Regions from separate parts of the Homo sapiens genome. Here region 1 is linked to region 2. The links are chromatin loops, found by intact Hi-C in ENCODE. Cell type or tissue: lower leg skin. All regions are shown on one strand. Region 1 overlaps DNAH9 (dynein axonemal heavy chain 9). Region 2 overlaps DNAH9 (dynein axonemal heavy chain 9).

Region 1 (8,000 bases), 56 kb before region 2:
AAAAGGAGAAAACAGGACTCAAGAGGGCAAAGAAGAGCATATATATATATAAAATATATAATGTATCTATGTTATTTTATATATAATATATAATTAGTATGTATAATATAGAATATTAATATATTATTATTTTCTATCTAATCTAATATATAATTATTAATATATAATATATTATATAATTATTATATATTAATATATTATATAATATATTGCTATTATATTAATATAATTATATTATTAATATATTATTATATTAATATAATAATATATTAATATAATAATATATTAATAATATAATACTAATATATAATTATATATTATATATAGCTAAATTTTATATAGGTATATATACTATATATGCTATAAAGTAACATTATATATAATTTTATATATAATTTTTTTAACCTTTATACATAATTATATATAACTTTACATAAAATTGTATATAACATTTTTTAAACCTTTAATAATGGAAACAAATCAATTTGTGAACCATCACCTTGTTTTTCTTTCAATTACATTAAAGAAACATGAAGTCTATAAAACGTGGTGAAAGATGAGTTGGCAGAGGTAGAGAAATAAAGTAAGGAGACTAACAATGACAGAGTACAGTTTATAGCAGTATTAGCAACACTAAAGTGCAGAATTGACACAAAAAATTAAATATGGTGGAAGAGCTTGAGAAACTTACTGATAAATGCCAAGGAAGAGGACTAAGAGATAAAAATACGATGAAAGAGAAGGTAATGTATATAGCATGTATAAAGTGGAATCTCAGCTTACGGAAGTATGATAAACCTGAATGAAAAAATATACAGATAAATGGGATAGATGTATTATTTAAAAACATGCTAGAAGAAGACTTTTTCAAGATCATAAAAGCACTCGTTTTCAGATAGGACAAAATCTCATCATGTTTTAGGGATAAATTAACAAAACAAGTATATAAGCATACAAATTTTTAGAAATTAATTTAAATTTTATTCTCTATAGGGACCTAGATAGAAAGAAATTAGGCTATCTAGAAATTTTTTTTAAAGCAGGCAGGCCTCAGATGACTTCTTTGTAACAACAAACAGCAGAGTGATATCTGCATGGATTGAGAGGTGATCACTGTGACTCATGAATTCTAACCCTAACCATTCACTTGCTCACATGTGAAATGACAGAGTCACAGATATAGAAGGAATTAGGATGTATTCCACCATGCTTCACCTCTTAGGGTGTGGGGAATACTCAAAAATGTACTCAAATAAGAAATGAATCAAAATAAATATTTAAGAATGAGGCCTATTCTGGTGGCTCATGCCTATAATCCCAACACTGTGGGAGGCCAAGACGGGAGGATCACTTGAAGCCAGGAGTTCAAAATCAGCAAGACCCCGTCTCTACAAAGAATTTTAAAAAATTAGCTGGGTGTGGTGGCTCATGCCTGTAGTTCCAGCTACTCTGGAGCCTGAGGTGGGAGGACCCTTGAGCACAAGAGTTTGAGGCTGCAGTGAGCTATGATCATGCCACTGCACTCCAGCCTGGGTGACAGAGCAAGATCCAACCTTAAAAAAAAATTAATTAATTTTTAAAAAGAATGAGATATAAAAAAATCTGGCAGTGATCTGAACACAGAATGAATAAAAATACAGTTATAATACAGAATGCTAATGCATTAATAATAAATATTTCAACACCACCACACCTGGACTACTTTGGAAATATTTTCATCTATAGGAAAAAAAGAACTGCTATAACTATCAGGGATAATCTCTCTTTAGTACTTGCTTCTTATCAACAAATCAAAACCTAATTTCACTAAGTTAGAAAGGGTAGGTCAAAGACAAAACAACTTATGCATGTTTTCATCCTTTGGCTCTGTTTGAGAAGCTCTTGTCTGCTGCTTGTGGTGAAGCAAAAGGGTGGAAACTTGGCAATATCTAACAAGACTACATATGTATCCACCCTTTGAGCCGGGAATCTCACTTTTAGGAGTTTACCTGGAAGACAGATGGCCAACAATACAAAGTCCAAGGTTATTCAATGCCACATTCTTTGTAATTACAAAATATAATAAATAACCTATGGCCAAACTGTGGTATATCAATCCATGGAGTATGATGCAAATATTAAAAAATGAGGGAGATATCTTTGACTTGATATGGAGTGATTTCCAAGCTATGTAGCTAAGTAGAAAAAAGCAAAGTGCAAACAGGTAGGCGTAGCATGCTACCTTTTGTGTATGAAAGAAGGGGAAATTAGAAACTGTACATGCATGAATGTAAATGTGCATTTGCTTATTTTTGTAAAGATAGACATAGGAAAGCTAACCCAGAAATTAATGAAATTGGTTACCTATAGTGGGTGGAACAGACGTGGTTATGGCATGAAAGGAACAGAGGAGGCAAGGATACATCTCTGAGTATATACATATCTTTTTGCATAGTTTGACTTTTGGAATCCTATCAGTGTCATACATATTCAAACAATCAAATAAACATGTATGGGAAAAACCCTAAAACTGAAAGCAAAAAGAAGCAAATGAGCCCAACTATTCTTTAAATGAATAACAAAATCACATGAGGAAAAAGAACTCATCCAAGCATTTTGAGACCCAGACAATGTTGAGAGCAGAAGTTCTCATAGTGTAGTCCCTAGACCAGCAGCATATTGGGAAAATTCTTAGAAATGCAAATTCTCCAGCTCTACCCAGACGTAGTGAATCAGAAACAGTGGGAGTGGGACCGAGGAATCTGTACTTCGACAAGCCTTCCAAGTGATTCTGATGCACTCCCAAATTTCAGAACCAGTGTCTGTAGCTCCAAATACCAACACTGCTTCAATTAGTTACTTTAATACTCAAAAAACCTTCGAACACAGCAGGTTTCTTCTGTTTTACAGATAAGGAAAGTTTGTTGCTAAGAAGTCACATGTCCAAGACTCTATGGCTAGTAACTGTCTAGAACCAGAAGCCAGAACCCCACATTTTGGGCTTCTCATATATGCTTTTGCCAATAAGCCTTACCTCCATATTCAGTTAACATAACTTCCAATCTTATCTCCCTATAGAAATTTTAGCTATCGAGTTTGGCCAGTATTTCCTGGATCTTTCTTCAGAATCAGATTGAAGGCATTCTCTGCCAAGCCTCAACTCCTTCCACCTTTGCCATCCTCAAAGTTTCTCAGTTCTTTGTTAGAGATTAGCCTCTGATGGGCCAGAGGGCATGCTGAGCAGCAATACTGATGGGGATTAAGAAAGCTCCGAGGTGGCCGGGTGCAGTGGCTCACAGTTGTAATCCCAGCACTTTGGGAGGCTGAGATGGGCAGATCACGAGGTCAGGAGATCAAGACCACCCTGGCCAACATGGTGAAACCCCGTCTCTACTAAAATACAAAAAAAATCAGTCGGCATGGTGGCATGCACCTGTGGTCCCAGCTACGCGGGAGGCTGAGGCAGGGGGATGGCTTGAACCCAGGAGGCGGAGGTTGCAGTGAGCCAAGATCGTGCCACTGACTCCAGTCTGGGCGACAGAGCAAGAATCCATCTGAAAGAAAGAAAGAAAGAAAGAAAGAAAGAAAGAAAGAAGGAAGGAAGGAAGGAAGGAAGGAAGGAAGGAAAGAAAGAAAGAAAGAAAGAAAGAAAGAAAGAAAGAAAGAAAGAAAGAAAGAAAGAAAGAAGGAAGGAAGGAAGGAAGGAAGGAAGGAAAGAAAGAAAGAAAGAAAGAGAAAGAGAGAGAGAGAGAGAGAGAGAGAGAAAGCGAGAAAGCGAGAAAGCGAGAAAGCGAGAAAGCGAGAAAGCGAGAAAGCGAGAAAGCAAGAAAGCAAGAAAGCAAGAAAGCAAGAAAGCAAGAAAGCTCCGAGGTATGTGATGATGCTGGGGGCAACACAGACAGGTCTGAAGTACAGAACCTGCCAGAGAGAAGAGGCATGATGGGGAGCCAGAAACTGCCTCCTGCTGGGCACCCCTCAGCCCTCCTAGACCTTTCTGCAGATGCTCCTCCAGCTTACCTGTTGTGGAGCTGTGCCGTTGGAAAGGATGTCTAACAGATCGGAGGAGGAGAGAAAGTAAAACCGCGGGAAGGCAAGCCTCTTGGTGTCGAGGTACTCTGCCAGGGCCTTCTCACACAGGCACAATCTGAGGGCACAGAACATAGAATTTCCCAGTTAAGAATGTCTAGACCCATGGATACACATACATTACTTAAATGTATGTATATGCAATAGACGGAACATATGCATTAGCACAAGAAACACTTAGAGATATTTGCAAAGATATACATGGATGTGTCTACCTTGGCGTCAACACCTCTAATAATGCCCCATGCTACCCAAACACACAGGCAAAGAAAGGGACATGCAAGGCACCCATACTCACTTCTGCCCACTGGTCTCAGAGACGATGGGGAAAAGGAAATGATGCCTTCTTATTAGAGAAGGGGTAATGGGCGGACCCTCACCTGCCCTGAATATCCTCCAGCTTTTCATACAGGCCTGGCTTGTTGGTGGTTTGCACTACATTTGGAATTTTCTGGGCATCATAAGCTAGCTCTTTAAAGTCAATGTCGATGCCTTCAAACCTTTTAGAATCCTGCAAATAAAAATGTGGAAGCAATTAACCACCACTCCACTCAGTTCCTAGAAGCTCCCTCCATGGAGCCAGTTAGAAGCAGAAACTTGTTCCTGGGTTGTCAAATACAGAGAATAGACTCAACGAAGGAAACACCCTTAGTTTAAGCTGCATTCAGCTTAGAACCCATTTACATTTTCAAAAATTGTTTAGGAGTCCAAAGAGCTTTTGTTTATGTAGGTACTATCTATCATATCTTTCAATATTTTCTGTACCAGAGGCTAAAGCTTTTTTAAAAAGAAATTTCTAAAATATTCATTAATGCATTTAGACCGGGCGCCGTGGCTCACACCTGTAATCCCAGCACTTTCGGAGGCTGACGCGGGCGGATGGTTTGAGGCCAGGAGTTTGAGACCAGCCTGGCCAACATGGTGAAACCCTGTCTCAACTAAAAATAGAAAAATTAGCTGGGCTGGGCTTGGTGGTGCAGGCCTGTAATCTCAGCTACTACTCGGGAGGCTGAGGCATGACAATCGCTTGAACCTGGAGGGTGGAGGGTGCGGTTGCAGAGAGCCAAGATCGTGCCACTGTACTCCAGCCTGGACGACAGAGGGAGACTTTGTCTCAAAAAAAAAAAAAAAAAAAAAAAAAGGGCATTTTAAAAGTAGCAATAATAAGCTGGGCGCGGTGGCTCACACCTGTAATCCCAGCACTTTGGGAGGCAGAGGCGGGTGGATCACAAGGTCAGGAGTTTGAGACCAGCCTGACCAACATGGTGAAACCCCGTCTCTACTAAAGATACAAAAAAAAAAAAAAAAAGCCGGTCATGGTGGTGTGTGCCTGTCATCTCAGCTACTCAGGAGGCTGAGGCAGGAGAATCGCTCGAAACCGGGAGGCGGAGGTTGTATTGAGCCGAGACCGTGCCACTGCACTCCAGCCTGGGTGACAAAGCGAGACTCCATCTCAACGACAATAACAAAAGTAACAATAATAAACCCATTATGTCAGCATAAATAAAATACTTAAGTATATTTTCCAAAACCAAAAATAACAGTTGAAAATGGGGCATCATTTCACTTTTTGTCAAATCTCTACAATATCTGACTTAACAGAAAACTGCTTCTGTATCAATTTATTATGATATCACATGTCATCTGACCTCTGGAGAACCCCACTGTACACTCATGGAAGAATGAGAGAAAAAAAAAAGGCGGATAACATCTTAATGTGATTATTAAGATAATTTTGACCTTGAGGACTCCCTGAAGAGGTCTCAGAGACCATCCCAAGCCCCAGGTATACAACACTTGATTCGTAAGTAGATAGTGGATCTAACGTTCTTTCTGGACCCCTGCAAAAGTTTATATAACCAAAATGAATTTTCCCTCAGCAAATATACTCCTTTGATGTCAAAAGTAATCCGTTGTCAACATTTTTCCCAGACATACACACTCACAGTATCATTGAAATGATTGACAGACTAATATATGCAATTAGCTTCAGCCAAATACATGGCACCTGGTGAGGTGGTAGAGCTTGTGGTATTATTATTACATAACAACAATCATAATGGTATGTGCCATGTGAATTGTTTTAATGAAGACTCTGGAATAGATACTAGTATTAGTCCCAGTTTACACACAGGGAAACCAAGGCATTGAGAGGTTAAGTGTCCTGCCCAAGGTCCCACAGCTGCAAGTGAGAGAATGAGGACTCAAGCCCAGGCCTGCCATTCCTTCCCTCTGTGATCCTGCCCCTTGCCCAAGAAGACCTAAAAACAAGAGGGTAGGCTGGGCACAGTGGCTCAAGCCTGTAATCCAGCACTTTGGGAGGCTGAGGCGGGCAGATCACGAGGTCAGGAGTTCGAGACCAGCCTGGCCAACATGGTGAAACCTCGTCTCTACTAAAAATACAAAAATTAGCTGGGCGTGGTGGCACTCATCTGTAATCCCAGCTACTCAGGAGGCTGAGGCAGGAGGATCACTTGAACCCAGGAGGCAGAGGTTGCAGTGAGCCGAGATCGCACCACTACACTCCAGCCTGGGTGACAGAGCAAGACTCCGTCTCAAAACAAAAACAAAAACAAACAAAAAAACACAAGAGGGCAAAGTAAATTATGATTCCTCAATGGGATATTTTGCTCCAATTAAAAATAAAAAAGTATCAAGGTTGCAGAAGTATCTGAAATATCTGGCATAAATGTTCAAATGAAAAAAGTTGAATAGAAAATTATAATTACACTGAGAGCAATTATGTAAAAATATGTATATACATGAACCAAAGTTGGGAGAAATTCATAATGAATGAATATAGTTACCAGTTAGGGTGTTAGAGCCTGGCTGATTTTATTACGTTTTCAAATTGTTTCTGTTTCATTGTTATTACAGGGAAAGTAAATGTGTTTACATATTTTATACACAAACCTGTGGCACTGTGTAGAGGTTAATGATACTAACTCTTCAATATTTTTAATTAAAAGTTCTCAAACATCTCCCTTAAAGTTTCTGCAAGAATCTCCACCTCTGTCCCGGCCCCCTTTTAATTAAGCCTTGTCTGCTTCAATCACTGGCATTTGAGATGAATAAAATCTGGCTTATTCAATTTGACTTAATGACAACTGCCATACAGAATTGTTTTCTATTACTTTTCACTGCAAATATACAACCTTTAATCTATAGTATTACACTAAATATGCTTTTTGGGATTAGCAGGAAAACTATGTTTGGGCAGAACGTGCTTTAATTTCTAACCAAAGCCTGGACAGCCCGTGACATTTTGGAATCAAGCTAATTTGTAAGCAAAGAACTTGCTGTACTGAAAGAATATAGAGGAAGCCTAAAGAAAAAATTTAAAAATGAATCAGAGTCCACTGAGAGAGGGGTAAGTTAATGGCACATTAATTAGAACTAATTAGAAGGGGCAATCAAACACAGGGAAGGTAATAATGAGAAGAACACATATTTTAGGGGAATCCATTGTTTGGTGTTTAGCTGACAGCTGGTAGTTGGAGCGCTGGCACAGGTCAGCGGTTTATAGAATGGCATGCTGCTGAGAAGGAACTTGAATTTGCCTGGAAACGAGACTCGCTTTCAGTGGACACTTGAATTTTAACGATCCAAGAAGCAACCTGTGAGGACCTCATTCCAAACTGCAGTAGCCAGTATTTTTTTTTAATCTTTCTTATATATACATTTTTTTTTTTCTGAATGAGGTTTTCCTTTCTTTTTCCTACCCATTGAAGGACAAACTGATTGGTGTGCATTTCACTGTCCCTCTTTTCCTCTGCCTAACTTTTGGTGGCAGGTAAGGTGAGCATCTGTGGGAAGTGCCTTTAAGTAAAGTCAAAGCAAGGAGGCAGAAAAGGAAAGAGCCTAGACAATGCAGGAACTGGGTGACCTTCCCTTCACCCTGGATCAGAGAATAGAGAGATTCTAGATTTCCTTAG
Region 2 (8,000 bases):
AACAGCTCTGAAGGGCCCAAACTCCCTGGAGGACCAGCTGAGACCCCCATTGCAACTTTCTTGCAGCTCAGCAGCTCAACTTCTTTCTCTGCCCGATCTGTTTCCCCTCCCTTCCTCATGAGTGCTGTTCCTGAAAGGATCTCTATAAATTCCTGCACACACATCATAGGTCTGCTTCCTGGGAACCAGACCTGTGACAGCTGTGGCAGTCCACATTCTAGGGGCAGCCCTGGCACCCCTCCCCACCCCATTCACCTATCTTCTCCCTTCTGCCTTCTGCTGCGTGATTGAGATGCATGAGGGCTCAGATCTACTCCCCGCCAAACTTCCAGGGCTGGGGGGTCCCCGGGAAGCATTCTGGATTAGGAGCCTGGAGAATCAGGCATTTCTTCCAGTTCTTTCTTTGGCTGTCTCTAGGACCTTGGGCAAGTCACCTCCCTTCTCTCTTCATTTCCTCCATTTCTTCATCTGAAAATAAAGATCTCGCCCACACCCAAGCAGATGCTGCAAATGGGTCACCCGCTGGGCAGACCTGCCTCACAGGCATGCTTTGTTAGTTCTGCACAGAGTTTGAGAAAAAATGGAATCCTTGATCATTGGAAAATTGGATGTCCAACTCTAAAATCCAGTTTCCAGCTTATCTCCAACAGTCAGGAGATTGCTCACATTGGGTCTGCTTTTCTGCTTGGCAATGCTGGAGTGGGGTGCTGGTGGCCCCCTGCAGACCCCATCCTGGCCATCCATTTGTCTGGCCTCTGATGGTGTTGAGTCTTCCCACTTGGGCCAGACCAGAGGGTCTCTAAGGCTCTTCCTAACTCCAAAAAGCCTGTGAGTCCAATGGCCAGAGTTTGATTCTTTTCCTTCTGTTGTGTTTTCCAAAACCTGTGTGCTGTCAGCAAGATTAAGTCTTTTAGAAAGAGGTATCAGAGAAAGACTGCCTTTCCTCAGCCAGCGTCTTAAACACAACATCACAATTAGCAGCTGAGTTGCTTCTATCTCAGCTTCTAACCTCAGCTATGAAGCAAGCTGAGGGTTTCCAAACCTGGTCACCGTCAGAATCACAGGAGGAGCTTGCTGAAGGGGCAGATTCACAGCCCACACCAGATTCAGATTCAGCCAGTGACAGGTGAGGCCCTGGAATGTGCATCTTTAACAGGTTTTCCAGAGTTATCCTGATGGACAGAGACCTCATACTGCACTTGAGGAAACACTGGGCTTCATTACTTTCCAGTGGCCTCAGCAGCAAGGAGACATGATGTCAAAGGGAGACGTGTGGAAGAACTCCACAGAGCTTAAAATCCCTGGCTCACTGTCCTCCAGAAATGAATCCCCCAGAGCAAAATGAGTCAGCCAGTTACAGCACTTAACACCAAGGGCCCTGCCCTTCAGTCCAAATGCATCAATATCATGACTGTTTTGCCAATAGGTGTCTAATCCCTTGCTGGAAATGGAAAGAAAGGAAGATGATTTTCTGGCCTTCGTTAAGCAGGTTGCATTTCTACAACACTCAGATTCTAGAGCAGGAACAGCAGCCCAAGACAAGCCTGTCTTTCAGGAACACAATACTCACGGGTGTGTGATGCGTCCAAAGTTGCTGAAAGGACCCTGGATGCGCTGCCTCAGCTCCTGTGCCCAGCGGAGGCCGCCAGCCACGGTGGGCATGTTCTTGTGCACCGGGGAGAACCCTGGAGACATGGCACAGACAGACCGAAATGAGTCTAGAGCACCTCAGTCCTCTCCGCTCGGCAAACACCTCCCACCAAGTACTCCACTTTTGCCTCATTATCTCCAGACTAAAGTCACCTGGGAGCACACTGGAGTTCCTGGGGGGTTCTGTTAAAGAGGAAGAAAGAGTAACCCTGAGACGAACACTCCCAGCCTCAGGGGACCTGGGTCCCATGCCCAAGCTATTCTGATTTCATTGCTCTGGGAGGGGCCCAGCCATGAGTGTTTCAAGGAGTCTAACTCTTGTCGCCCAGGCTGGAGTGCAGTGGCGCAATCGTGGCTCACTACAACCTCTGCCTCCCAGGTTCAGGTGATTCTCCTGTCTCAGCCTCCTGAGTAGCTGGGATTTGCAGGCACCCACCACCACACGTGGCTAATTTTCGTATTTGTAGTAGAGATGGGGTTTCACCATATTGATCAGGCTGGTCTCAAACTCAGGTGATCCACCCGCCTCAATCCCCCAAAGTGCTGGGATTACAGGCGTGAGCTGCTGCACCTGGCCACAATTGAGTGTTTTTTTAAAACGCTCTCAAGATGACTCTAATTGAACAGTCAGGGTTGAAACACTCCCTTAAACAGACAACTCAATCACCCTGGGTCTCAATTTTCACATCTATAAAATGGGAATAATATCTTCCCTGCTTAATTAACTTCCAGAGTTTCTGTGAGAATTCCATAAGATGATGAATGAGGCAGGTCATGTGGATTATGGAGCCCTGGACTCGAGTCAGCACAGACTAGATATGCTTATGTTAGCCCAAGCAATGGGTTTGTCTGCTTATATTTGGTTGTCAAGATTTAACAAATGTGAGGTTTCGCTTTTTAAAGAATCTCACTTCCCAGCTTCTCTGGTAAAATGAGAAGATTAGCAAGAATCAGCTGGCATTTCTAACTAGCAACTAGAGAAGTGGCTACTTCCTTTATTTCACCGCGGGTACCACCCTTCCCTAGTGTCACCATGCTCAGTCCAGATCCATGATTTTCATTTCCTGCTTGTCCTCCATGATAGGCAAAACTCTAAGATGACCCCCAATGACCCTCACCCTTGCATAATCCTCTCCCCTTTAAGCATGGGTCAAAACTGTGGCTATGATGACAGCGTACTCCTGTGGTCATGATATGTCATACAGCAGGAGGAAGAGGACCCTGGGTGGGCCAGACCTAATCAGGTGAGGCCTTAAAAGCAGAATGTTTTCTCTGGCTGGTGGCAGGACAGGAAGGCAGAGATTTGATGCATAAGAGGATTTAACGTCCTGTTGCTGGCTTGAAGATGGAGGTGGCTACATGGTAATGAATGCAGATGGCTTCTAGTTGCAAAGAGTGGCCCTTGGCTGACAGCCAACAGGAAATGGGGACCTCACTCCTATAGTCATGAGGAACTGGATTCTACCAACAGCAAGGAGGATGGCAGTGGATTTTTCCTCTAGAGCCTCCAGATGCAAACTCAGGCTGACCAACACCTTGATTTCAGCTTTGGGATTCTCTCTGAGTAGAGAACCCAGATGCACCATGCTGGACTCCTGACCTACAGAAGTGTGAGCTGAGGGCCAGGCGTGGTGGCTCATGCCTGTAATCCCAGCACTTTGGGAGGCTGAGGCAGGCAGATCATAAGGTCGAGAGTTCGAGATCAGCCTGACCAACATGGTGAAACCCTGACTCTACTAAAAATACAAAAAAATTAGCCGGGCCTCGTGGCAGGCACCTGTAATCCCAGCTACTCTGGAAGCTGAGGCAGGAGAATCACTTGAACTGGGAATGCAGAGATTGCAATGAGCCGAGATCGTGCCACTGCACTCCAGTCTGGGCAATAGAGCCAGACGCCGTCTTAAAAAAAAAAAGTGTGAGCTGAAAGATGGATGGTGGTGTTTTAAGGTACTAAGGTCGTGGTCATTTGTTACCGATATAGCTTCTGGAGGCATTTGAGTTTTCAAACTCTGTATCTGACCGTAAGAAGTCATGGGGATAATCCCACATAAAGCTTGGCCAACGGATTTTCTTAGAATGACTTCCAAGTGGAGGCAACTCTTGATGACCTCACCGTGAAACCTACTTGCAAGCAGAGCAATCCTCTTACTCAGCTACTTAAAAGCCTTTGATAATTTCCCCTACCCTTGATCATGAATTCCAAATTCCCTAAGGCGGCACACTGAGCACTTCCCAAGCTGACCTCAAATGCCATGGCCGAATGAATGTCTTCTGCACACCTTGTTTGGCTACAGGCAGACCCAGCTGATCACATTCCATATCCTCTCATATCTGCTTTGAAGGCCTTTGTCTCCTCTGCTTTACTGTTGATCTCCCAACTTTTAGGGCTCAGCTCAAGACTACCTTTTCCATAAGCCTGCCCTCGAATCTCCCACTCACGATGCATCTTGTCTTGTTAAGCCTGCCCTCGAATCTCCCATCCACAATGCATCTTTGCTTGGGGAGGAAGGAAGAGTTACAGTCTCTTCTTCTTTATTTTCTTTTCATAATAAGAAGTTCATAATTTATTTCATCCAAATGGCATCATTTTTCAGATGTCAGAGGCCATTCAGTCCAATAACGACTTATTGAGCACCCACTATGTGCAAAGCGCTGTGCGACTGACTATAGGAATGTATTTTATTTCTTTCTTATTTATTTTATTTTTAGAGACAGGGTCTGGCTCTGTCACCCAGGCTGGGGTGCAGTGGCAGGGTCATAGCTCCTGCAGCCTCGAACTCCTGAACTCAAGCGATCCTCCCACCTCAGCCTCCTGAGATACTAGGACTAGGGGTTCGCACCATCGCTTCCAGCTTGTTACCATTCTTTACAACTCAAGCCGAGCAGCACTCAACATTCTATAAAGAACCAGCCTTTTGTATTCATTATTTATTTTATCCCTTACCTTGACTTGCCACAGTATACAGGACCCACAGGCATGCTTGGCATGTAGTAAGGACTCAATAAATGTACGTAAAACTGAAATGCATTTGTTTTGACACGCAGCATCATAATAAAAATGGAGACATCACGCCTTGGCATGGTACTGCCCTTTGGAGGGCTCCTGCTGGTTCCTCCCACCAGAAGCATGGTTGCTATGGCATTGGAAGGCATAAGAAACTTTTCTCAGGCGTGTAAACATTTATTTTCGAATGGAGGCGTGTTGAAGATTAGTCAGTGTAGCAACACTGATCAAGGGTCAACTCATCCATAATGCCAAGGTCTCAGCTGAACAGAAGCAGTGAAGACTGTACCACGCTGGGTCAGCCTGCCAATCTCAGCCCCAGAAACAGGGAAAGCCGTAGTTCAGAGAGCTCCCCAGTCACCCAAGGTGGTCTGGAATTTCAAGCAAGAAGGTTGTGCTTGCTCTTTTTTGAGAATGTATGGATCCATACATGGACATTTAACAAATACAAGAGGAATGAGTTGCTTCTTTCCAGTAACAGAATGTCCCCATCAAAATCCCCTTTAACAAGCCTACCAAGTTCTGCTTCCTCCTGGACGTGCTGACTGTAGATCATCCTCACTGCATCCAGATCTTTGTTGAACATTTGGATGAGGACCAGGTATTTATCAGATGTATCCCTCGCTACCAGCGGTCTTTCAAGGAGGTTTCCTGCTATGTCTAGCAGCTGTAGGGAAGGTGGAGGAAAAAGAGGAAAAAAATCACAGATTAAACCTTTCCATGGTTATACAAATCCAGTGTTCTGGTTTTCCTTTATATGCCTACCAATGTAAGAAGAGTGAACAGTGTTATTGTGGAGCTGGACCTGTAATTATTCATATGTGGATGATATTCATAGTCTTTCTCTTCTCCTTTGCTTCTAACAGAAAATTCCTGTCTGCCGAGTTACTCACCCCCAGCTCTACTTGGCATAAGAATCTGGATAAACCAATAAACAAAGGGATAACTAAAGATCCCAGCAAGGTTAAGCTGAACTACATAATTAAGACCTGGAACAGGCCAGGCGCGGTGGCTCATGCCTGTAATTTCAGCACTTTGGGAGGCCCAGGTGGGTGGATCACGAGGTCAGGAGTTCAAGACCAGCCTGGCCAAGTTGGTGAAACCCCGTCTCTACTAAAAATACAAAAATTAGCTGGGTGTGGTGGCGGGTGCCTGTAATCCCAGCTACTCAGGAGGCTGAGGCAGGGAATTGCCTGAATCTGGGAGGCGGAGTTTGCAGTGAGCCAAGATGCCAAGATCGTGCCATTGCACTCCAGCCTGGGCGACAGAGTGAGACTCTGTCAAAAAAAAACCAAACAAACAAATAAACAAACAAAAAAAACAAAACCTAGAACAGAAAGAAGGTAATGATGGAAAAGAAAAAGAAGCTAAGTTGGCTGGATGTTGGGGAGAATTTGAAGGGCAAAAATTTGAGAATGGGAACAAGGAAATAGTTTCTGAGAGCAGGTGCCGTGAGAATGGCAGTGATGCTGACCTTTCTCTGAAGATGTGTTCCTGTGCATTCAGACTGCCCTAACCCCTCAGTGTTTCATGGAGCAGCAAAATCAAGATGTGAAATGCTTTTAATTACTTTCTGGCTCCTAGACTGTGTTTCTTCCATTGTGATGCTTTTCTGAGATGAGGCCATGTAGGACTCCAGTTATATTTAGGATATACCAATACACTGCTTCTAAACGTGCCTTCCATGATAACCTCTCATCTCCACCTAGCACTTGAAGTCAGAGGGTGACGAAGTACAGCAGTGGGCAGCCAAATCTGCCCAAAACTGCTCAGTGCATGGTTTTTGCATTTCAAAAGAGAATTAAAAAAATTGAAAAGAGGGCCGGGCACTCTGGCTCATGCCTATAATCCCAGTACTTTGGAAGGACGAGGCAGGCACATCACTTGAGGCCAGGAGTTCAAGACCAGCCTGGCCAACATGGCAAAACCCGTCTCTACTAAAAAAAAAAAAAAAAAAAAAAAAAAAATTAGCGAGTCATGGTGGCGTGTGCCTGTAATCCCAGCTACTCGAGAAGCTGAGGCATGAGAATCACTTGAACCCAGAAGGCATAGGTTGCAGTGAGTTGAGATCGCACCACTGCACTCCAGCCTAGGCAACAGAGCAAGACTCTGTCTCAAAAATAAATAAATAAAAATAATAAATAATAAAATGAAAAAGAGTGTGTGACAGAAAACACATGTACCCATAGTCTAAAATATTTATTCTCTGACCTTTTGTAGAAAAAAATGTGGAACCCTTGCTTTAAGTCAACGAACATGAGAAACACGATATAAAATTACATCCACATGTCCTAAAACTGGAAGCTGAACAGTCTGCATTTGTCTAAGACCTTATGCTCTTTATCCTACCTCCTTATTTCAGGTTGGGCCATTTTTTTGCTTCACTGGCATCCCAATCCTGGAGGGAGTGCAAGCTCTAGGAGCTGATTGGCATCAGCTCACAATCTTAGATGGCTCCTAGAAGTCTGAGGCATCCAGGCCATGTTATGCAGAATGACCAGGTATGGAGAAAAGCCAAATATGGGGTCCTTGGCCAGATGTTTTCCAGGTCTGACAGTTTGACTGGATTTCCTTAATGATTCCAAGGCACTCTAAGGACTCTGTAAAGGTGCTAAAAAGCCTTCCATTGGGGAGGATCTAGGGTCACACTTTCTTTCACAAAACAATCACCCAGATCTCTGGAGACAGTAAAAAGTAGCTCTGCCTCAATGGAAGCATAAGAGAGCAGACTTTTCCGAGTTCTGTGGCTCCCATCTTCTGTTGAGGAAGTACAGGTGTGTGCACAGAGGGACCACCATGGCCAACCTGCACCGTCTGTTCACAGTCCTTGGCCTGGATGTACTCATGGATTCATGTCCACTGAGGGGCCACCTAGTAGTTGGATGATCTTACAGCAGCAACAGGGGATCTAGAGTCAGGTACTCTCTCTGGTCCCTACTCCCCAGCCTTGAAAATGTTCTTCTCTGCATGAGCTTATGTCAATTGGAGATTTTGCTTTTGCTTGGGGATGAAGGAAGGGTTTTAGTTTCTTGTTGGTGAGATCACCAAAAAGAGAGAAACAAAGTAGGCAGAAGGGATCGGAGGGTTATGGTTTTCCTACTAGTTCCCAAGGCCTGGGCTGGAAGCTCAGCTGAGAAGAAGAGTCAAGGTCAGAAGATAAATAATCTGCTTTTATGAGCCCTCTGAAACTCTGGGTACAAGCAGTGCTGCTTCAGTAGAGGGAAGGTCTCCCTCTACTTCTGTCCAGAACCCATAAAATTTCAAGGATTGGAATTCTGGAACCCAAAGAGGCATGCCCTTGGCACACACAGACATGTTTTCATGGTGGGGACCATCAGAAGAAAAG

Evidence for each region. A loop is a pair of places that touch in the nucleus more often than their neighbours do. Peaks named below come from ENCODE experiments on the same cell type or tissue, not always from the same donor. Only the 100,000 strongest peaks of a DNase experiment are listed, where the experiment ranks them.
Region 1: it touches region 2 in a loop (6-fold over the local background); 1 of 110 quality-filtered maps calls a loop at or near these places.

What each region holds. Positions count from the first base shown.
Region 1 is chr17:11,690,444-11,698,443 of GRCh38, reverse strand. It overlaps DNAH9 (dynein axonemal heavy chain 9), which reads right to left. Exons shown (of 69, transcript NM_001372.4): 21 at 4,446-4,576; 22 at 3,997-4,123. Among named protein-coding and RNA genes, the nearest start is that of DNAH9, 96 kb to the right of the region's middle. In lower leg skin, no CTCF peak of the experiment used is centred here; no DNase peak of the experiment used is centred here.
Region 2 is chr17:11,633,955-11,641,954 of GRCh38, reverse strand. DNAH9 (dynein axonemal heavy chain 9) reads right to left here. Exons shown (of 69, transcript NM_001372.4): 9 at 5,171-5,321; 10 at 1,571-1,685. Among named protein-coding and RNA genes, the nearest start is that of DNAH9, 39 kb to the right of the region's middle. RefSeq lists an enhancer at 3,376-4,575. In lower leg skin, no CTCF peak of the experiment used is centred here; a DNase peak (open chromatin) is centred at 4,984.